Regions from separate parts of the Homo sapiens genome. Here all the other regions are linked to region 1. Evidence: chromatin loops called from intact Hi-C (ENCODE). Cell type or tissue: Caco-2. All regions are shown on one strand. Each heading gives the region's core, and the rest is flanking DNA. Links, peaks and the distances in the headings are about the cores only.

The links. Hi-C counts contacts between places; a loop is a spot of excess contacts. Peaks named below come from ENCODE experiments on the same cell type or tissue, not always from the same donor. Only the 100,000 strongest peaks of a DNase experiment are listed, where the experiment ranks them.
Region 2: it touches region 1 in a loop (2.7-fold over the local background); 7 of 110 quality-filtered maps call a loop at or near these places.
Region 3: a loop joins it to region 1, with 2.3 times the contacts of the local background. A loop is called at or near these places in 5 of 110 quality-filtered maps.

Annotation. Positions count from the first base shown.
Region 1 is chr5:142,236,891-142,244,148 of GRCh38, forward strand. No RefSeq gene overlaps it. Among named protein-coding and RNA genes, the nearest start is that of SPRY4-IT1, 78 kb to the right of the region's middle. RefSeq lists an enhancer at 1-312. In Caco-2, for the core only: no CTCF peak of the experiment used is centred there; a DNase peak (open chromatin) is centred at 2,771.
Region 2 is chr5:142,165,133-142,172,390 of GRCh38, forward strand. It overlaps LOC107986455 (a long non-coding RNA gene), which reads right to left. Exons shown (of 3, transcript XR_001742907.3): 2 at 4,265-4,380. LOC124901096 (a long non-coding RNA gene) reads left to right here. Exons shown (of 2, transcript XR_007058978.1): 2 at 1-3,255. Among named protein-coding and RNA genes, the nearest start is that of NDFIP1, 60 kb to the left of the region's middle. In Caco-2, for the core only: no CTCF peak of the experiment used is centred there; a DNase peak (open chromatin) is centred at 4,309.
Region 3 is chr5:142,183,696-142,190,953 of GRCh38, forward strand. The region is part of intron 1 of LOC107986455 (a long non-coding RNA gene); the gene reads right to left. Among named protein-coding and RNA genes, the nearest start is that of NDFIP1, 79 kb to the left of the region's middle. RefSeq lists enhancers at 609-1,505, 1,506-2,401, 3,375-3,904. In Caco-2, for the core only: no CTCF peak of the experiment used is centred there; DNase peaks (open chromatin) are centred at 3,177 and 3,656.

The DNA.
Region 1 (7,258 bases), core at 1,718-4,217:
CCAGGCCTGGTTTCGGGTCTGGTTCCTTGGTTTCGGATCTGGTTCCTAGGCACTGGGCTACCTGCCTTTAGTTTTGCTTCTCTTCCCTTTTTTGAGTATAAGATAATATAAAACAATATGAGAGGATCTGTCTCTCTTCTCCCACCACCAACACTCCACTGCTAGAGATCCTTGGTGCTGTAGATCCTGGAGCCCTCTGTAGGGATCTGCAGTGCAAATCACATTGCTGCTCAGCATTCCGACTGCTGGATTAGGAGCCAGCTTTGTTGGGTTTGCTAAATTGGTTACGACTTATGGGTCTGCTTTTTGTTGTTGTTGTTGGGTTTTTGTTGGTTTATGTTGTTTTCCTTATTTTTTGGCTGCTGTCTCTTCCCCTGTTCACTTTGTCCTTCTAGGTTTTTGTCTTTTTTTTTTTTTGAGACAGTTTCGCTCTTGTTGCCCAGGGTGGAGTGCAATGGTGCAATCTCAGCTCACTGCAACCTCCACCTCCCGGGTTCAAGCAATTCTCCTGCCTGAGCCTCCAGAGTATCTGGGATTACAGGCATGTGCCACCACGCCTGGCTAATTTTGTATTTTGGTAGAGATGGGGTTTATCCATGTTGGTTAGGCTGGTCTCGAACTTCTGACCTCAGGTGATCCGCCTGCCTCGGCCTCTCAAAGTACTGGGATTACAGGCGTGAGCCACTGTGCCTGGCCTGGGTTTTTTGTTTTTTTTTTTAATTCCCTTCATCTTACTCTAGCGGGCTTTTGGAATGCATGTGTTCAAACTCCCACCTTTGAACTGTTTTCATGTATCAATCCTGGAAAGGTTTAAGACTTTGAGTAACAGAAAATGTTGTAAGTCATGGCCCTTAAACACATTTTTGGATTTAAAAATTAATTTTGCAAATAAATCATTGTGTGTTCTCTCTTGTCTCCACTCCCATTACCTTTCCCTAAAATGTGTTACTTCGTTATGGAACCCAGAGCCTCACACTGTACCAGAGCTTGGTGCATACGTGTTAGATGACTGATTGACAGGCTGACTCACAATCTAACTAGCCCGTATCTTATGGGATCTTTCATCTAAGAAGAGACACAGCATACTATACCATGCATGTTAATTTCCATAGCCTATACTTGCTTTGTTAATTTTCATTACAAACTATATTGAAGATATCAAAAAGCATATTAAATGCAAGATATAGAATGTAAAGAGGAATAATACAAGAACTACCACGGCACCCAGTAGCCAGCTTAAACACTGCAGCCTTACAAGCCCCGAGTGCCTCTTTCTGAGCACATGTCCCTCCTTCCCAGAAGCACCCACTGTTTTGTGTTGATAAATCACCTGCTTTCTTTATAGTTTTACCATTTGTGCATGCAAATCTAAACAATACATTGTATCCTTTTACTCATTTTTGAAATGTATACATGGAATCATACACTGTAGTTTTCTCTGATTTGCTTCTTTCACTCAACATTGGTTTCGAGGCCCATCCTAACTGATCTACATAGCTGCAGTTCATTCATTCTGCTAAAATATTCCATTATAAATAGCACCACAATTTATTCATGTATTCCACTGTTGATGGACATTAGAGTTGTTTCATTTTTTTACTATCCTGAGCAACAGGCCTGGGACTAGGGTGAGGAAGAGGGAAGTCACACTAGTTTCCTAGTGCTGCCATAACAAATTATTGCTAACTTGGTGTCTTAAAACAACAGAAATTTTTCTTCTCGCAGTTCTGGATGCCAGGAGTCTGTAATCAAGGTGTTGGCAGGGCCATACTCCTTCAAAGGCTCTAGCAGAGACTCTTTCCTTGCCTCTTCTAGCTTCTGGTGGCTCCAAGTGTCCTTGGCCCATGGCTTATGATTGCATGACTACAACCTCGGCCTTGGCCTTCACATGGCCTTCCCCTCTTCTCCCTGTGTCCCTCTTCTGTGTGTCTCTTCTAAGGACACTTGTCATTGAATATAGGACCCAACCAGTCTATCCAGAATGATTTCAGGCCGGGCGCGGTGGCTTACGCCTGTAATCCCAGCACTTTGGGAGGCCGAGGCGGGTGGATCACGAGGTCAGGAGATCGAGACCATCCTGGCTAACACGGTGAAACCCCGTCTCTACTAAAAATACAAAAAATTAGCCAGGCGTGGTGGCAGGCGCCTGTAGTTCCAGCTACTCGGGAGGCTGAGGCAGGAGAATGGCGTGAACCCAGGAGGCGGAGCTGGCAGTGAGCCGAGATCGCACCACTGCCCTCCAGCCTGGGTGACAGAGTGAGACTCCGTCTCAAAACAAACAAACAAACAAACAAAAAACAGAATGATTTCATCTTCAGATCTTTAACTTCATTACATCTCCAAAAACCCTTTATCCAAATAAGGTCACATGCACAGGTTTTGGGACACAGATGTACTTTTGAAGGGCTATCATTCAGCTTGCTATCAACACTGCGCGTGCAATATTAGAGACCACAACCTACAACAGTCCTGAAGGGGAGTAGGGGAGTACCACCTTAAGTTTTTTGCCCTAGGAGCCGTTCTTCCTCCTTCTGGTCCTGACCCTGCTGAAAAACCCTGCCATGAACATCTGTGCATACCTCCTGGTACCCTTGGGCAGGAGTTTTTCTAGAGTGCATAACATAGGACTGGAATTGCTGGGTAGTAGAACATGTGCATATTTGTCTTTATTAGCTAAGGCGAGGCTCTTTTCCAAAGTGGTTTTACCAGTTTATTCTACTATTAGTGGTGGAGAGCAGTTCTGTTGCTCCACATCCTGTTCTTGTTGCTCCAAGACCTGGCCTTGTCTGGCTTTCTGATTGTAGTCAGTTGGGTAAGTGTGGAAGAGTATCTCCTCAAGGAATTTTTTTTTTTTTTTTTTTTTTTTTTTTGAGACAGGGTCTGTGTCACCCAGGCTGGAATGCAGTAGCATGATCATATAGGTCATTGCACCCTTGAACACCTGGGCACAAGCAATCCTCCTGCTTCAGCCTCCCAAGTAGCTGGGACTATAGGAGCGTGTTACTGCAGCTGGATAGTTTGTTTTATTTTTTGTAGAAATGGGGTCTCACTATGTTGCCCAGGTTGGTCTCAAACTCCTGGCCTCAAACCGTCCTCCTAGCTGGGCCTCCCAAAGTGCTGGGATTACAGGCATGAGGCATCACACCTGGCTTCATCAAGGTTTTAATTTGTATTTCTCTGATTACTAATGAGGTTAAGTATATTTTCACATGCTAATGAGCCACTTGTATTTCCTCCCCTTTGAAAGGCTTTTTCAAGGCTTTTGCTCATGTTTATAATTTATTTTTGCTTTTTCTTTTTGGTTTGTAGGAATACTTTATATATTCTCCATACTAATCCTTTGTTATTTAAATATGTCCCAAATATCCTTTCCCAATAAGTTATCTCTTTCCCAATAAGTTATCTCTTTTTTTGTTTTTTTTTTTTTTTGAGATGGAGTCTCACTCTGTCACCCAGGCTGGAGTGCAATGGTGTGGTCTCGGCTCACTGCAACCTCCACCTCCAGGGTTCAAGCGATTCTCCTGCCTCAGCCTCCCGAATAGCTGGGACTACAGGCACGTGCCACCACACCCGGCTAATTTTTGTATTTTTAGTAGAGACGGGGTTTTCCTATGTTGGCCAGGCTGGTCTCGAACTCCTGACCTGGTGATCCGGCCGCCTTGGCCTCCCAAAGGGATTACAGGCGTGAGCCACCGTACCTGGCCTAAGTTATCTTTTTACTCTCTCTTTTAAAAATGTAGTTGAATTTATCAATTGTTTCCTTTATAGTTTGGGCTTCTGTTCTTGTTTAAAAAATTCTCCCCATTCTTAAGCATATAACAGTATTTCTCTCTGTTGCCTTTTAAAGGTTTTATAGTTTTGCATTTCATATTTAAGTCCTAGAATGGATTTTTTGGTATATAGTATGAGGCAGGGATGCAATTTTGCTTTTTTCTATTTTATTTATTTGTTTATTTATTTATTTGCATTTATTTATTTTTGAGATGAAGTCCTGTTCTATTGCCCAGGCTGGAGTGCAATGGTGGGATCCCGGCTCACTGCAACCTTTGCCTCCTGGGTTCAAGCGATTCTCTTGCCTCAGCCTCTGGAGTGGCTGGGATTACAGGCTCACACCACCATGCCCAGTTAATTTTTTTGTATTTTTAGTAGAGACAGGGTTTCGCCATGTTGGCCAGGCTGGTCTTGAACTCTTGAACTCAGGTGATCCGCCCACCTTGGCCTCCCAAAGTGCTGGGATTACAGGTGTGAGTCACTGAGCTGGCCACTCTTTTCTATTTAATTAACCAAGTGTCTCAGCACCATTTATTAAATAGTCCAGGCTTTACCCAATATCTGAAATGCCCACTGAGTCATAAATCAAGTCTCCATATATACATGGATATTGTTCTAGGTTCTCTGTTCTGGTCCATTGATCTATGTGTCCATCCCTTTCCAATACCACATCATTTTTATTACTACAGTCTCAATGGTAAGTTAAATCATGGTATCTGGTAGGGTAGGTTCCCCTCAATTTACTCTTTTTCATAAGTGCCTTGACATTCTTGGACAGTTGCTCTTCTATATACATTTTTGAAATAGCTTTTCAAGTCTCTTAAAAATGCCTGTTGGGGCTGGGCGCTGTGGCTCACGCCTGTAATCCCAGCACTTTGGGAGGCCGAGGCGGGCGGATCACAAGGTCAGGAGATCGAGACCATCCTGGCTAACACGGTGAAACCCCATCTCTACTAATAATAAAAAAAAAATAGCCAGGCGTGGTGGCAGGGGCCTGTAGTCCCAGCTACTCAGGAGGCTGAGGCAGGAGAATGGCGTGAACCCGGGAGGTGGAGCTTGCAGTGAGCCAAGATCGCGCCACTGCACTCCAGCCTGGGCACAGAGCGAGACTCCATCTCAAAAAAAAAAAAAAAAGCCTGTTGGGATTTTTACAGGTGTTGCGTTAAAGGCAATTGACAGTTATGATATTGAATCTTTTTACCTAAGAACATTGCATTTCTCTTCATTTATTTAGGGCTTTCCCCGCCACCCACCCCCCACCACCCCCGAACCAAGATCTCACTCTGTCACCCAAGCTGGAGTATGGTGGAATGATCATACTCACTGCAGCCTTGAACTCCTGGGTTCAAGTGATCCTCCTCCGTCAACCTCCCAAGTAGCTGGGACTATAGGTACATGTCACCACATCTGGCTAATTGAAAAAAAAAAAAATTTATAGAGATAGGATCTTGCTGTGTTGCCCAGGCTGGTCTCAAACTCCTCAGTGATCCTCCCACTTTTAAAAGTAGCATTTAGAGCTTGATCATTTTTCCATAAAGAGTTCTGGGTGTTTGACCCCTCTAAGCCTCATGTTGAAATTTGATTCTCGATGTTGGAGGTAGGGGCTAATGGGAGGTGTTTGTGTCATGGGGGCAGGTTCCTCATGACTAGATTAATGCCCTCCTTGAGGTGTGGCTGGGGAGTGAATGAGTTCTCACTCATTCACTCTCACTCATTAGTTTCCTCAAGAGCTGGTTGTTAAAAAGAGCCTGGCATCCCCCTCCCCTCTCACACTCTTGCTTCCTCTTTCGACATACGAACTCTGCACACACCAGCTCCTCTTCAACTTCCACCGTAAGTGGAAGCAGTCTGAAGCCCTTACCAGATGCAGATGCCCAATCTTGAACTTTCCAGTCATGAGAATCATGAGCCAAATAAGCCTTTTTTTTAATATATAAATTACCCAGCCCTGGGTATTCCTTTATAGGAATACAAAATGGACTAAGACAGTTTTGTGTATCTTTTATAGATTTATTCCCAAGTCCTTTTTTTTTTTTGAGACAGAGTCTCACTCTGTCACCTAGGCTGGAGTGCAGTGGTACAATCTCAGTTCACTACAACCCCTGCCTCCCAGGTTCATGAAATTCTTGTGCCTCATCCTCCTGAGTAGCTGGGACTACATGTGTACGCCACCATGCCCAGCTGATTTTTTGTATTTTAGTAGTGACAGGGTTTCACCATGTTGGGCTGGTCTCGAACTCCTGAGCTCAGGCAATCCATCCAATTTGGCCTTCCTAAGTACGAGGATTACAGGTGTGAGCCACCGTGCCTGGCCTCTAAGTACTTTTTAAAAAATGGAAATTTATTTTCTCACTGTCTTAAAGGCTGAAAGTCCAAGAACAATATGCCAGGAGGGTTGATTTCTTCTGAGGCTTTCTTCTTGGCTTTCAGATGTCCACCTTATCTCTGTGTCATTATGTAGACTTTTCTCTGTGTGTGGGAATCCTTGGTGTTCATTCCTAGGTGCTTAAAAATGTTTTGGTGCCTATTAGAAATGGGCATCTTTATAAGAAATTTACATTTTGCAACTGATTGTTGCTGATGTATAGAAATTCTATAGAAATGCAAATGATTCTTGTATCCAGCAATCTTGCAGACCTCTCTTATTAATTCAAACGCTGTATCTGCATATTATTTTGGGGTTTCTATGTAGCTAATCCTTCCTCCGCAAATAATGACAGTTTTATTCCACTCATCCTTTCTTGAATGTCTGGAATGTTTAATGAGGCATTGTTCATCCTGCAGGTCCAGTAAGAAAACATTAAGAAACACTGAGTTCAAAATGACAATCTACTCACTTTATATAAATTCATTTTAGTGTTTAAAAAGTCCTAATCCAAATATGTAGCATAAAATGCAAAAATACGTTGGAACAACAGATCTGAACCCATGTTTATGAGATACATAGAATTCCAAGGAGAATTAGGAAACCAACCCCTTGACTTATGTCCTGAGATCCTGAGATGGTATGAGGAGATTCCTCACTATATATGGCAGGTTTTTGGCTACATGGGGTTGCGGGTGATACTTGCTGACAGAATGACTACCTAGTGACTTCCTCTCCCTTCTTCAAGGATGGTGGAAGATAGACATGGGCTTTAGAATCAAACAGCTCACTCTGCATGACCCTGAGCAAGTGAGTGAACCCATCTGAGCCATAGTTTCTTCATCCGCAAAATGGTGATGACAAGCAGACCTATCTTGGAGGGCTTAGGAGAAGATTGAATGTGTTAATGTGTGTAAAGCGTGTAAGGCAGCCTGGTTCCGGCTAAATGTTCCATTAATATTGGAAACCAAGATTTCTCCCAAGTCACAGACCCTTAAATCTGGGCAGGTCCCTGAGTCCTGTGACTCCACAATTCTTCAGCACAGGGATGAGAAATCCTTCAGTCCGGTGGTTTCAAAAAATTATTCAGCAAGAGAAGTTTCTTAAAAAAAAAAATAGGTA
Region 2 (7,258 bases), core at 3,133-5,632, 70 kb before region 1:
CTTTTATTTTTTATACTCAATATTTAGATCAAAATCTGTTGCAAATCTGAAAGGAAGCTATAATCATTTACTGTTATCAATATACCTTTCTAGTAGCCTTATACATAAATGCTCGAATCTAGTCCTTCTCACACTTTAATATGCCTACAAACTACCTGGGAAGCTTAATAAAATGCAGGTAATAGTTTAGGAGGTCTAGGCTGGGGCTTGTGATTCTGCATTTGTAAAAACTTCCCAGGTGATGACCAAACTGCCTGGCCAGAATCAAATTTTCATGAGCAAGTCTCTAATCCACATTAATATTCAAGAAAAAAAAATTAAATTCAAAAGTACAACTTTACAGCCTGGGCCTGATGGCTCACATCTGTAATCCCAGCACTTTGGGAGGCCGAGGTGGGCAGATCACCTGAGGTCAGGAGTTCGAAACCAGCCCGGCCAACATGGTGAAACCCCATCTCTACTAAAAATACAAAAATTAGTTGGGCATGGTGGCACACGTTTGTAGTCCCAGCTACTTGGGAAGCTCAGGCAGGAGAAACTTGAACCCAGGAGGTAGAGTTCGCAGTGAGTAGAGATCACACTGCTGCACTCCAAAGTGAGACTCCATCTCAAAAAAAAAAAAAAAAAAGTAGAACTTTACAAACACTACAGTGCATTTTCTAGAAAATTTTTTCTAGGCCGGGCGCGGTGGCTCACGCCTGTAATCCCAGCACTTTGGGAGGCAGAGGTGGGTGGATCACGAGGTCAGGAGATCAAGACCATCCTGGCTAACACGGTGAAACCCCGTCTCTACTAAAAATACAAAAAAAATTAGCCGGGCGTAGTGGCGGGAGCCTGTAGTCCCAGCTACTCAGGATGCTGAAGCAGAAGAATGGCCTGAACCCGGCAGGCAGAGCTTGCAGTGAGCCGAGATTGTGCCACTGCACTCCAGCCTGGGCGACAGAGCCAGACTCCGACTCAAAAAAAAAAAAAAAAGAAAAAGAAAAATTTTTCTAAATCTCCATTGTTAAGAGATCACTGTGAGGTAGGGTAGGGAGTGTGGGGAAAGATTGGGGCCCCCAGGTTTGAAGATCAGCTTGGTCTTGCCTGTGTGCATGTATCTGATAAAATGCAGGAAAAGTTTGTCTCTTCCCCACCCTCACTTCCACCCACTGTGAGGCTTGCTCATGTCCAGATTGGGCTCAGGATGGCAGTTGTGGATGCTCAGAGCACAAAAGGCTTCTTGTTTGCCCAAGGGCCTATCAGTGTTTAAATAGAACTGGCGGAAGCACAAGCACACCGTATCAGCAGCTTATCAGGGACCATGGTTTTCCACGTACATTTGCTAGGCACTTCAGTTTACCCAACTCCATCAGCACTGAGTTAAATTGCAAGGTTGGGCTGTACTACGCTGAGCCAGGGCAGGGAGAACAAGCCAGTTACTGGGGATGAGGGTGTCGGGGGGGCCCTCAAGACCTTATTTGCATTCTGCCCACATAGAGAATAAAGCTGTGATAGCCTGTGTACTAAGAGGCACCCAAAGAGAACCAGTCAGTCTTAGGAATGCACCCGGAAGGTGGGATGAGTCCAGGCCTCCCTATGGTGGAAGTAGTTGGAGATACCTCTTGTTACCCTGGTTTTCCATCTTAGTTTACCAGGTGTATAGTCAGTGCGGGTTATGGTTAAAGGAGGTGTCAATTGGGGGCCTGTTAATGTCTTAAAATTGTATGCAATTTTGGGGTTTGCAAATGCGTCTGCGTGCATATTTCTCTGGCAGCTGACCTATGAATCAAAGGACTAAATGTTCTTGTACTATTCGGGCTGCATCTTCTTTGAGGGTAATCTTCAGGGCAGATACATGGGTAGCCTACTTTAGAAATGAGGCCTTTGCAATTATAATCACTCCTACTTTCTAAGCACTTGCTATATGCCAGGTGCTGTGCTAAATGCTTTATAAATGTTATCACATTTAATTCTCAGAAAATCTTATGAGATAGGAATTTTTATTTCTAAAAGAGTTATAATTTGCCCATGATCACAGAGCTAAGTAAATGATAGAGCTATGATCGGAACTTCAACTTTCTGATTCCATGTCTGTTAGCACTGTGGAAGGCTGTCTTTGGCATTTTAATATACTTATCAAGTGTTTCATATACATTGGTTAATTTGTCCAACTGCCACAGAGTGGGATGGGTGGCTCTTTTTCCTAAACTGTAGCCATCTTTTCCCCAAAGTGTAGCCTTCATGAATTTTGCCCTATTTATATATCACCTATGCTATTAAGTTACCTACCATTTAAAATTTTTAATTAAATGTGTTATTTCTTACCCTCATTCCTAAATAATAGCCATGGAAAAACCATTGATGTGCTAATTTTTTTCTTGAATCCACACTAAAATAACTACATAACCATTAAAATGAAAAATGCATTAGCCAGGTGTGGTGGTGCGTGCCTGTAGCCTCAGCTACTCGGGTGGCAGAGGAGAAGAATCGCTTGAACCTGGAAGGCGGAGGTTGCAGTGAGCCGAGATTTGCACCGCTGTACTCCAGCCTGGGCAACAGAGGGAGACTTCATCTCAAAAAAAAAAAAAAAAAAAGCTATGTTTTAATACTACTTAATATCATGTAGAGTGCCATCAGTGTATTGGTGCCATGCTTTAAAAAACCCTAATATGTGATTTAAAGACTACATGTCTATATTGCAGCAGAATTGTGGGTAAACTAAAATACCCCCTCATGCCACCCACCCCAGACAGCCCTTCTGGCACAGGGACAGGCTAGGGTCATGGAGAGTGGTGCTAAGAGCATCAGAGAGGAGGCTGGGTTTGACTCCAGGGAAGGCACTCTTATGGTGGAGGCCATGCCCTGTATCTTTCAGGACCTGTTTTAGTTGCTCTAATGAGGCAATGATGCCAAGAAAAAGAATGTTGCTTAGCCCTCCTTGAGGGGGTTGAAGGATTCCAGCGACTGGGGCAAGAATCTGTGTTCTGTGTGCTCTTGCTGAAAGGATATTGCTGGGATATTGAGGGTTGTGGATGAAGTAACCTTCCAGGGGCAGAATTGTGCAGTAAGGTCCCTCAGCCTAGGATGAAAAAGGCCTCTAACGAAAAGCCCACTTGTTCATGTTTCCGTTTTAACTAAATGTTCCTCTCTAAATTCCATACCCTCTGGGGCATAAGCTGAAGGAAAATTTGGAATCTTATTATCTGAAATTGTACGTGCATTTGACCTATATTGCTATGTCTTTAATAAAAGCATCTGAGGAATAGTTCCTAATTTATTGACTCTCGGTTACTCCAAAATATGCCAAGACCCTCAGTAACGAAGCATCCTCATTATCCTCCCCAATAAAATTGCATTTTACATATTAAACTTTTTAATCTTGGACCTTAACCAACTTTATAATTTGACAATCCCTCTAACCAGCAAGTTAGATAAAGAAGAGCAACATACTCATGCTCTGGAGAATGTAATCCTGGAGTCTGTCTTCTTTCACTTGCCTGGGTAAATCAGAGAGGGGGAAAGGTTATTTTTGAGCACCAGCTGTAGTAGGATCTCTCTGATTAGGGCCACCTGTATCAGAAAAGTGACATTTGTCTGCTGCGCAGCTGAGCTGGTGTCTTGATAGTCCCAGAGACAGCTATTGCCTCCCTATAGTCTGTTACTATTTCACTAAGAAAAAAAAAAGAAAAGAAAAAGGAAAAAAAAGGCTGCTTTTGGACTGGGCTGGGTGGGCTGGGCTGGGCATTTAGCATTCCGACTGTCCTCATCCTTGTGTTCAGCAGTGGCTGACCCGTGACACTCTTCTGGGGACTGCAATAGTGTGGTCCAGAAAACAAAATTCTGATGCAGTTCTAATCTTCCTCTATTGTCAGGTGCAGTTCTAATCTTCCTCTATTGTCAGGAATGACAATATGACACGGCCTGGCCAAGAACTCCCAGATATGGTGGTTTTAACTCCCAGATACGTGGCCGGGCATGGTGGCTCACGCCTGTAATCCCAGCACTTTGAGAGGCCAAGGCAGGTGGATCACCTGAGGTTGGGAGTTCAATACCAGCCTGACCAACATGGAGAAACCCCATCTCTACTAAAAATACAAAATTAGCCAGGTGTGATGGCACATGCCTGTAATCCCAGCAACTCAGGAGGCTGAGGCAGGAGAATTGCTTGAAGCTGGGAGGCAGAGGTTGCAGTGAGCCAAGATTGCGCCATTGCACTCCAGCCTGGGTAACAAGAGAGAAACTCCGTCTCAAAAAAAAAAAAAAAAAAAAAAAAGTCTCTCACCAGCTTTCAACTTCATATCTCATTCTCCACAGCAGCCCCTCCTCCCCACAGGGGTTGTGGCTGGAGTTTACAGGAACATCAGGCACAAATGGAATGCTGCCAGTCGCAGGAGATTCCTAGGGAGATAAAAAGCACATCTTTGACCACTTCTTTACCAAACAGACCCAACATGTGTAATTAAAGGCCCTGGGACTCTGCTGGAAATAGGTTTAAACTTGAGGTAATCCCTTCTGGCACTTCCTCTTCCTAATAACCATCAACAAAAATCAAACAAATCCACCTGGCTCCAGTCGGTAAGTCTGCAACCAGCAAAGGTCACAGGAGGAGTGATAAGAGAAGAAAGCGGCCACAAACAGAGTTACTGGAAACACATGTCGTGATGTGTTAGAGAACGACTGCTGCCAGGACCATCCTGGCCCTGAGAAGGGCCCGCTCTGCTGTCTGGAAACTCATTCTCTTCCTCGGAGAAAGGATGCCAGCACGACATGGGAGGGGAAGCATGACTTCGGGGAGCTCATTGGTGCAGCGTGCCTTGGTCTTTCTCTCTGTGAGATGTGACTCAAGCCAAAGAAGACGTGAGGGGAGAGGCAAGCTTTAATGTTCTTCTAGAGTTAATTCCCCCCATCTCTAAAAGTAATGCATGGCCATTATTGAAAATACTGACAGGCAAAATGAATAAAATAATTATCCCTAACTCCACCATGCACTGATTACCCCTGTGAACATTTTGGTGTATCTACTTCTAGTCTGTTTTCAGTGCCTGCATATGTATACAGGTAGAAAATAGATAAACACACATGCAGGGGAAATTTTTTTTTTTAACTTTTAAATTGCATTTCACTGTCTCATTAGTCAATTTGGGCTGCCATAACAAAATACCACAGACTAGGTGCCTTAAGCAACAGAAAGTTATTTTCTCACAGTTCTGGAGGCTGAGAAGTCCAAGATCAAGGTGCCAGCTGATTTGGCTCCTGGTGAGGCCTCTCTTCCTGGCTTGCAGATGGCGGCCTTCTCACATGGCAGAGAGAGAGCTCTGATGTGTCTTCCTCTCCTTATAAGGGCACTAACCCTATGGGATTAGGATCCCAGCTCGTTTAACCTTTATCACCTTCTCACAGGCCCTGCCTCCAATTACAGTCATGTTGAGGGGGCCTGGGCTTCAACACATGAATTTGGGGGGATGCAATTCAGTCCAGAGCACCTGTGCAAACTCTTTTGACTCTGCTTTTTGTTTCACTCCTCTTGTCTTGAACATCTTTTTTCATAGTCTCTAGTCAGATTGTTTTAAGTGGCTGAGTCATATTCCATCACCTGACCGTACCATCATTTAATAATCTGTGATTAATGTCCCCTCCCCTCCCCATCAAGTTATGTTGTGGAAATATCTTGATTATTGCGGCAAGCAGGTTTTTAGCTGAAAGGGCAGATGTCAGCTGGTTTGAGCCTGCCTAGGTGAGCTCAACAGCTTTCAATGGGGAGAAGACTTCGAGTTTCTAGGTGACAGCTGAATCCTCACTGGGTGAATCCTTACTGGTGGCCCATGCCCGAGGCACCTTGAGGACAACATGGAAAGCAACCCAGGAGTAAGGGCGAATTAGGTTTCTCTCTGGTGCTGAGAAGATGTTGGCTGTGGAAGCAGAGGAAGTGAATCAGGATCATATGGCTGTGGAGTGGCAGTTTGCTGAGGGCAGTGAAGTACAGACAGAAGGACAGTTTTAAACAACAGGAAGTCTTCATTCCCTTCCTGGGTGTCTTTGGTCATCTGGGCCCTGATGGTGGAGCCATGCCAGATAGAGGAATTATGATGCTAAAATCTAGTAGGATTACTGGTGAACTTGGCCCTAGGGTTCAGCAGGCTACCTAACATTTGTTCCCTCCATGTGTTCTCCATCTGTGATGTTTGTAGCAGGGAATTGCAATTAGGGAAAGCTATAAAGTCAGGACAAACAGAAGAAACTTAGCAGTGAGCATGAAGTGAGCGCCTCCTAGGTGTGAGGCTGGTACCTGTTACCATCTCCATTTTCCAGCGGGGGTCCCCATGTGTAGGAATGTTGAGTCACTTGCTCAGGGCCGTACAGCTGAGCCAGGTAGAGCTGGGGTTCCATCCCATGTTTAACCACAGAACCTGCCCCAAACCATTGTGCAATACTGCCGCATTCTGAAGCATGTGTAAAAGCTTTCCAGTTGGGCAGGTCTGTATATAAGACTCAGTTAAAGTTAAAAGATAAAATAAGGTCATTGTTAAAAAAAAAAAGCCACTATTTAGTGGTATTTAGTCAACTATCTTTGCCAAAAGCTGGTGGGGGTGAGGGAACGTGTGAGAGCAGGTCCTGGAAACATCCTTGATCATTGTCAGAATAGTTTTGTATGAATTCATACAATAAAAAATAGAACTAATGGGGTACATTAAGTATTTGTCTCTTGGGGTAAGACACAACTTCGAAAGTTTATTATTTTGAACTGACTTTCTCAGTTTGAATGTCTTGAATGAATATTGTAGGGAAGAAAAGGGATAAGGAAAGAAAAGGGATATATATTCCTCACCTATCTCAAGGTTTATGGCCAACACCCTTATAACAAAAGACAGATTAACAATAGAAAAACAACGAATGTGTTTAACCAAAGTTTTGCGTGATGCAGGAGCATTCAAATATGAAGACCCTGCCGGGTGCAGTGGCTCACACCTGTAATCCTAGCACTTTGGGAGGCTGAGGCAAGCAGATCACCTGAGGTCGGGAGTTTGAGACCAGCCTGACCAACATGGAAAACCCCGTATCTACTAAAAATACAAAATTAGCCGGGCGTGGTGGCGGGTGCCTGTAGTCCCAGCTACTCAGGAGGCTGAGGCAGGAGAATCGCTTGAACCGGGAGGTGGAGGTTGCAGTGAGCCAAGATTGCACCATTCTAGCCTGGGCAACAAGAGTGAAACTCCATCTCATAAAAAAAAAAAAAAGAAAGAAATGAAGACCCGACCCAGGGAAAACTGTATTTTTA
Region 3 (7,258 bases), core at 2,271-4,770, 53 kb before region 1:
CTTAAGCTGGAGTCAAATGCTACTCAGGAGTGATGGGCAGGGAAAGGGTTCGGGTGGGGTGGGGCGTTAGCTCCTGTTTTAGAGCTCTGGTTGTCTTTTTCTGTAGGGCGTGGGCTGGTTTCCCTAAAGGACAACTGCTGGACTCGTCCATCCAGGATGTCACATTTCACTCTCAGCTGACACAGTGATGGTGGTGGGGGGGAGTGGCGAATCCGTTCAAGGAAAAGGCAACTACTTACTTTCCCTACCCTATCCCCACACTTTGAAATCAGTATCTACAGGAGATAGTTTATCCCCTTATATTTATTTAGAGGAAAGATTTTCCTCAAACATGGTCAGAAGAAGACTAAAGAATAATAATGAAACTAATTTAATGGCCAGGTAGTAGCCATCATTTTGGAGAATTTATAATGTTCTAAGCAAATAGGTGCTTTTCATACATATCTCATTTAATCCTAACAACAATCTTGTCAAGTTCATGCTATCATTTCCATTTCACAGACAAGGAAAATTGAAACCAAGAGGATGGGTAAGTCCATGGTTACATAGTTGGTGAACAGAAAAGCTGGGAGTCTAACCTGTCTCTCTCAGGCTTCAGAGGGCATGGCCTCCACACCAGCACTCTCCTGGTGGAGGGGTTGATGCTGCCACGAGAGTCTCTTCTCCCCTTGATTTTTTCTCTTCTCTTCTCTTCCTTTCTTCCTCCTATCCCCTCCACCCATTTCTTAATGATTCTTTAATTAACCAAGCAAGGTTAGAAAACTTTGATGAGCTTCCTCTAGCAGTGGGGCCGTTTATCTTTTTTTCTTTTTTTTTTTTTTTTGAGGCAGAGTTTCGCTCTTGCTGCCCAGGCTGGAGGGCAATGGCGCAATCTCAGGTCACTTCAACCTCCACCTCCCGGGTTCAAGTGATTCTCCTGCCTCAGCCTCCCGAGTAGCTGGGATTACAGGCATGCGTCGCCACGCCCCGCTGATTTTGTATTTTTAGTAGAGATGGGGTTTCACCATGTTGGCCAGGCTGGTCTCAAACTCCTGGCCTCAGGTGATCCATTCGCCTCGGCCTTCCAAAGTGCTGGGATTACAGGCGTGAGCCACCACTCCCGGCAGGGGCCATTTATCTTTTTTTTATTTTTTTGAGACAGAGTCTTGCCCTGTTGCCCAGACTGGAGTGCAGTGGCACAACCTTGGCTCACTGCAACCTCTGCCTCCTGGGTTCAAGCAATTCTCCTGCCGCAGCCTCCCAAGTAGCTGGGACTGCAGGCACCCACCACCATGCCCAGCTAATTTTTGTAGAGTGGGGCCATTTATAATGAGGCACCGCCCTGGAGCTGCAAGGGTTAACTCTGGCCTGGTGTTCAGAGCCGAGTGCCTTGGCCTTGGGAGGCAGCTATGAGTCCTCCTTTCTAATTAAAAATCGTCACCACTGGCTTTCATCCCATGCTAACGAGAAGAGTGTATGTGAGTTTGTGCGCAGTGTGTGCATGGGTCTTTATCTCTACTTCCTGTTTCATATTTAATTTGACAATTTTTTCCAGTTTGTGGATGTGGAACACGTGTAAGGTTGGGAGCATCGTCTGTTAGTAATCATTACCGCATTTTGGGGCTGGCTTGCTCCCACTGAGCCTGACCAAAGTCTTGTGGATTATGATCTTCCCGCCTCCTGAAATTGCTTTGTCCTGATCACCCTGGTTCCTGAAGGGACTGCCTTCAGGGCAGCAGTTTTGCCTTGGAAACTTTTCCAGAAGTGCTGGGATGATTCTTGTGTGTCAGGGAGAGGGGAGGTGGTACAGAAGCCCGATTTGGTAGATAAAGAACTGCAAGCTCTGGAAAACACAGCCTCCCACACCCTCCACAGTAGTTGTTTGGATTGGGGTGAACCGTAGCTCCAGCCTTTGGGTCATCCTTCATCCAGGCTGGATGAGGACATGGTTAGTCTGTGTTCACTTCTGCCTTTTCTCCAAAGTCTGGGGCCCAAACCCATCTGGACTGGACTCTCAGACCCAGCCTGCCCCCTGCTCAGCAGCATGGTCTTGCAGACCCCTGTTGTGGAGTATAGGGCCTGAGCATAGCCTCAGAGTGAGACCTCATGAGAACATGATGGGCACTGGGGGGTTGGAGAAGCTTCACCTTCTCAGCCTATCTGTGGGTATAAGGCAGTGGAAATCCTGTTGGCCGTAAGGGTCCTAGGGACCCTATCCTCATGTCACCAGTCTAAGTGGGGATTCAGAGCTGCTATCCAGGTGCCTGCTGCAAATGCCCTAGTCCTCCCACAGTGGTAACCGTTCTTACCCTACTAACTATTGAGCCTTAGAAACACTTCCTGGGTGTTTCTGAGCCACTGAGATTTTTTTTATCATCAGACTGATTGCTAAGGATTATCTCATGTATTGAATGGGAGCAAATCAGTTGTAGAATAAGAGCTGGAAGAAATTTACCAATCGGTCTGACCTGGGAAGTACTGTATCTGGGAAGTACTGTTCCAAGACTGAGAAGTCTTGGAACTGCTGAAATACAGTGCACAATTCTGTGTGGTGTGCATCTTTCCAGGGAGAGGGTCCATGGCCTTCATGAGCTTCCCAAATTGTCTGGGACTTCTCCAAAAAGTTAAGAATCACTGGTACAATCACCCCTTCACCCCACCGAAGAGTGCTATAGAATGGGTCCCAATGAACAGGGTTGGGGGAGGTTCAGAGGGGGTGAAGTACTCATAGACTTGTGTAAATGGTTCTAGGTCTCATACTTTCAGGTGATGAGAGTGGGTGGGGGAGGATTGAGAGAGATAAATCCTTTGTATTTCTTTGCAGTAAATCGTTTATATTTCTTTGCATCAACTTTTGGTGATGAGAGTGGGTGGGGGAGGACTGGGTAGAAATAAATAGTTTGTGTTTCTTTGCAGACAAGGATAATCCATTTTTATTATTTGCTCTTAGCTTTGTGGATGTACATTAAAGAGTCTGAAGTATAAAGAATTATAACCATCCCAGACTCCCTGACTTTGAATAATCCATTATAAAAGTACAGTTCCTTTTATCACAATATTCTTATCTTCTGTTTGTTTCTGAGCTAAAAAGAAATGCCCTAAGCTACACCCCAGCTGCAGAGTTTCTAGACCAAAGGCTACTGTTTTTTTCCTGCAGGAACCCTGGGGTGTTTGGGGGTTAAAAGGCCTGGGCCAGCCATGTGTGTTTAAAAAACAAGGCTGACTCCAAAGCTGGTGGCTCCAGCCTGACTCCATCCTGCTGTTAATGGAGGACAGAGGACCACTTACAGCTTCCTCTTCACCCCATAACAAATAACCCGGCGCTCCCCCAGGCCTTCCTGCACCCCCACCCGCACCGCCCTCCCGGTGGTGGCAGCAGCAAGCGCATGTTCTGAATCTGGTTTCTCGGCAGGCCCTGTGGTCAGCCCCGACAAGCTGTCTGAGACCCAGCTCCTTTCAGAGATAAGGCCCAAACTAACCACATTAGCAGGGTGCTTGGCCTGTTTGCCTTGCCTCTGTCTTCTGTTTGGACACTCCAGAACCTCTTGCGCAGGGTGGAGGCCTTTGCCCTACAGAGTGTGGTCCAGCTTTGAGCAGAGGCTCCTCTGGTGCCTCCTCTGGGAAGTCCTCCCTGACTGCTCTAGCCCAGGTGATGGCTCTTTGTTGCATTCATTTAGCAAATATTTGTCATGCACCTTTTAAAAATTCTTTATCACAGCTTGTACAAACACAGCTTAGCATATCAGCACCGTCACTCCCATTTACTCATTGTGCACCCAGCTTGGCACTAAGCATCTGACAGAAAATATTTTATTGACTCAGCACGAGAGTCCTGTGAAATTGGCATCATCAGCATCCCATTTTACAGACAGGAAAATTGAGGCATTTTTATGTTTTGTTCTCTTTCCTTTTCCTCCCTCCCTCCCTTCCTTCCTCCCTTTCTTCCTCCCTCCCTCTCTTCCTTCCTTTCTTTTTGACAGGGTCTTGCTCTCTTACCCAGGCTGGAGTGCAGCGGCATGATCACAGCTCACTGCAACCTCAACCTCCAGAGCTCAGGTGAACCTCCCACCTCAGTCTCCTGAGTAGCTGGGACTACATGTCTGGCCACTGCATCTGGCAGTATTTCTTTTTCTTAGCTTTTATTATCCTCTGTGGTTACATCATGTGTTTATCTGGTTACTTGTTTCATATCTGGCTCAAGTATTATATCATGAGCTCCATGGGGCAGGGATTTCCCTCCCAAGGTGGTGGGGACCTGGCATGAGCAGTACCTGTCACCTGGGAGGTACTTAGTAGATGCTTGCTCAATGGCTAAGACACAGGAGGCTGTCACTAGTCCACAGCTTCATACCTGGTCAGCAGTGAAGCTGGGATTTGAACCCAGGTCCCTGTGTGCAGTCATTGCATCCAGTAGTTTCTGTCCATGTGTGAGTTCTTGTCCCCGGCCAGACCATCAGCTCCTTCAGGCCGGCCCAGGTCTTACCTGAAAGGGCACCAGGGCTTTGAAGTGGGGTCCACCTGGATTAAAACACTGGTTCCGCCACTCAGTTGGGTGACACTTGGAACATTCCCTATCCATTCTAAACCCACATGGGCGCATTTCTAAAACTGGAAAAATAATGCCTAGTTGTTGTGAGAACTGGAAATAGTATGTGGGGTGCCTGGTTTTATCATAGGTGCTCAGTGAAAGGACAGCTAACATGAGACCGGACTCAACCTAACTTCTCAGGAAGCCAGGGGACTGGGTTAAAAAAGCTTGGAAATCTGTCCTCTTTTATTAGATTATAAAACTATAAAACATGAGTACATGCTCATTGGAAGAAGAAGAAGAAGGAGAAGAAGAAGGAAAGGAGGGAAGGAAGGAAGGAAGGAAGGAAAGAGAAGGGAAGGGAAGGAAGGGAAGGAAGGAAGGAAGAAAGGAAGGAAAGAAGGCCGGCCACAGTGGCTCAAGCCTGTAATCCCAGCACTTTGGGAGGCCGAGGTGAGCGGATCACAAGGTCAGGAGTTCGAGACCAGCCTGGCCAACATGGTGAAACCTTGTCTCTACTAAAAATACAAAAATTAGCTGGGCTTGGTGGCGGATGCCTATAGTTCCAGCTACTCGGGAGGCTGAGGCAGGAGAATCACTTGAATCCGGGAGGCAGAGGTTGCAGTGAGCCGAGACTGCACCACTACACTCCAGCCTGGGCAACAGAGCAAGACTCCGTCAAAAAAAAGGAAGGAAGGAAGGAGAAGAAGAAGGAGGAGGAAGAGGAAGAAGAAGAGGAGGAGGAGGAAGAAGCAGCAGAAGAAATTAAACTGTATAGAAATCAAAAGTGAAAGTTTGTATACGCTTTTTTGCCCCAAATCCATTTTTTCCCCCAATAAGTAAATACTGTTGATGGTTTGGTGTATATCTTTTTGATAGTTTTAAATGTGTTTACCCAAATCACATATTTTTTACATAGCAAAATCATACTAGGCATATGGTTTTAAAAATTGCTTTTTTTGGCCGGGTGCGGTGGCTCACACCTGTAAAGCACTTTGGGAGCCAAGGAGGGCAGATCATGAGATCAAGAGATTGAGACCATCCTGGCCAACATGGTGAAACCCCATCGATACTAAAAAATACAAAAATTAGCTAGGTGTGGTGGCGTGTGCCTGTAGTCCCAGCTACTAGAGGCTGAGGCGGGAGAATCGCTTGAACCCGGGAGGCAGAGGTTGCAGTGAGCGAGATTGCGCCACTGCGCTCCAGCCTGGTGACAGAGCGAGACTCCGTCTCAAAAAACAAACAAAAAATTGTTTTTTTCATTAACCTATCTTGGGGGCCTTCCTCTGTCACTTCATTCAGATTCACAGCAATCTTCTTAATGGCTGTGCAGCATTTCTGGTATGGCTGGACTATAATTTATGCAACCATTCTCCTACTGATGGCTTTTTGCTTCCAATTTTTTCTCTATTTCATACAAGATGACAATGAATATTGTTTCTGTTATCTATTCCTAAGTAACAAATCCCTCGAAATTAAATGGCTTAAAACAATAATTCATTATTCCCCATGTTTCTGTAGGTGGACTAAGTGGTGGCTCTGCCTCCTGTGGTGCTGGACAGGGAGGGTCCGAACGTTCTCACTGGTGGGGCTGGTAGTTGGTGCTGGCTGGTGCTGGGCTGGGGCTATCCCCAGGAGCGCCTTTGGCTTCCCTCTTACTGGTCTCTCCATGTGGCTTGAGTTTCTCGCAGCATGGGTCCGGGTTCCAGAATGTCACTGCTGCCATACTCTATTGATCAAAGTCAGTCACAAGGCAAGCCCAGATTCAAAGGGGGTGGGAGCCAAGCTCTGCCTCTTGATGTGGGGTGCAGCATGTGTGCATGTGCGGGGAGAGGAAGACCTGCAGGGGGCCGTGTACTAATAATACGCACTCTCCTCAACATGATACAAGAGCACTTATTTCTCCATACCCTCACCAGGGTTGGATGTTATCCATTGTTTTCATCATAGTCCATCTCGTGGATGTAAAATTATAACTCGTTTTTAGTTTTAGAGGTGCTGAGCATCTTTTTATGTGTTTCACTTTAAAAAAATTTTTTTGAGACAGGGTCTCGTTCTGTCACCCAGGCTGGAGTGCAGTGGCACCATCATAGCTCATTGTAGCCTCGAACTCCTGGACTCAAGTGATCTTTCTGCTTTAGCTTCCTGAGTAACTGAGACCACAGGTGTGCACCCCCTCCACACACACACACACACACACACACACACACACACAATTTTAAGAGATGGGATCGTGCTATGTTGGCCAGTATGTTCTGAGAGTTCAATTTGGGAATAAGTCCATGAATTTCCTATACCATCAAAGAAACAGAATGGTAGTTTGGAGCTCAGAGGGGAGGAAATATCCCATATGAGGACTCTGATTCAGGGTTTCATCAGCTAGCTCTGCTGCCTGCGAACTGACTTTGAGAGAGAGTTTCAAAGTGTTGACAAGCAGATTATTAACCCTGTGTTATCTTCAGGCTCATTCCTTACTTATAAGGGCCTGTGCTTTCAGAGGACTCTGTGATTCCCAGTAAGAGAATGTCCTGCTCTTCAGTGAAATTGTGAGGCAGCTCTGAACTCTAAGCCCTGGGGCTGGGCAAAAAATGCCCTTTTAGTGGGAGGGAGTGGGCTACCAGTAGTAAGATGGCGGGTAAACCTCCGTTAAATGGCCTACTATTAACGTACATTTCAGGCTTTTTCCCTCTGCTATTCCCACGTTCCCAAGAGAAGAAAGGTAACAGAATATAGGCCATGGTAACTTTGATG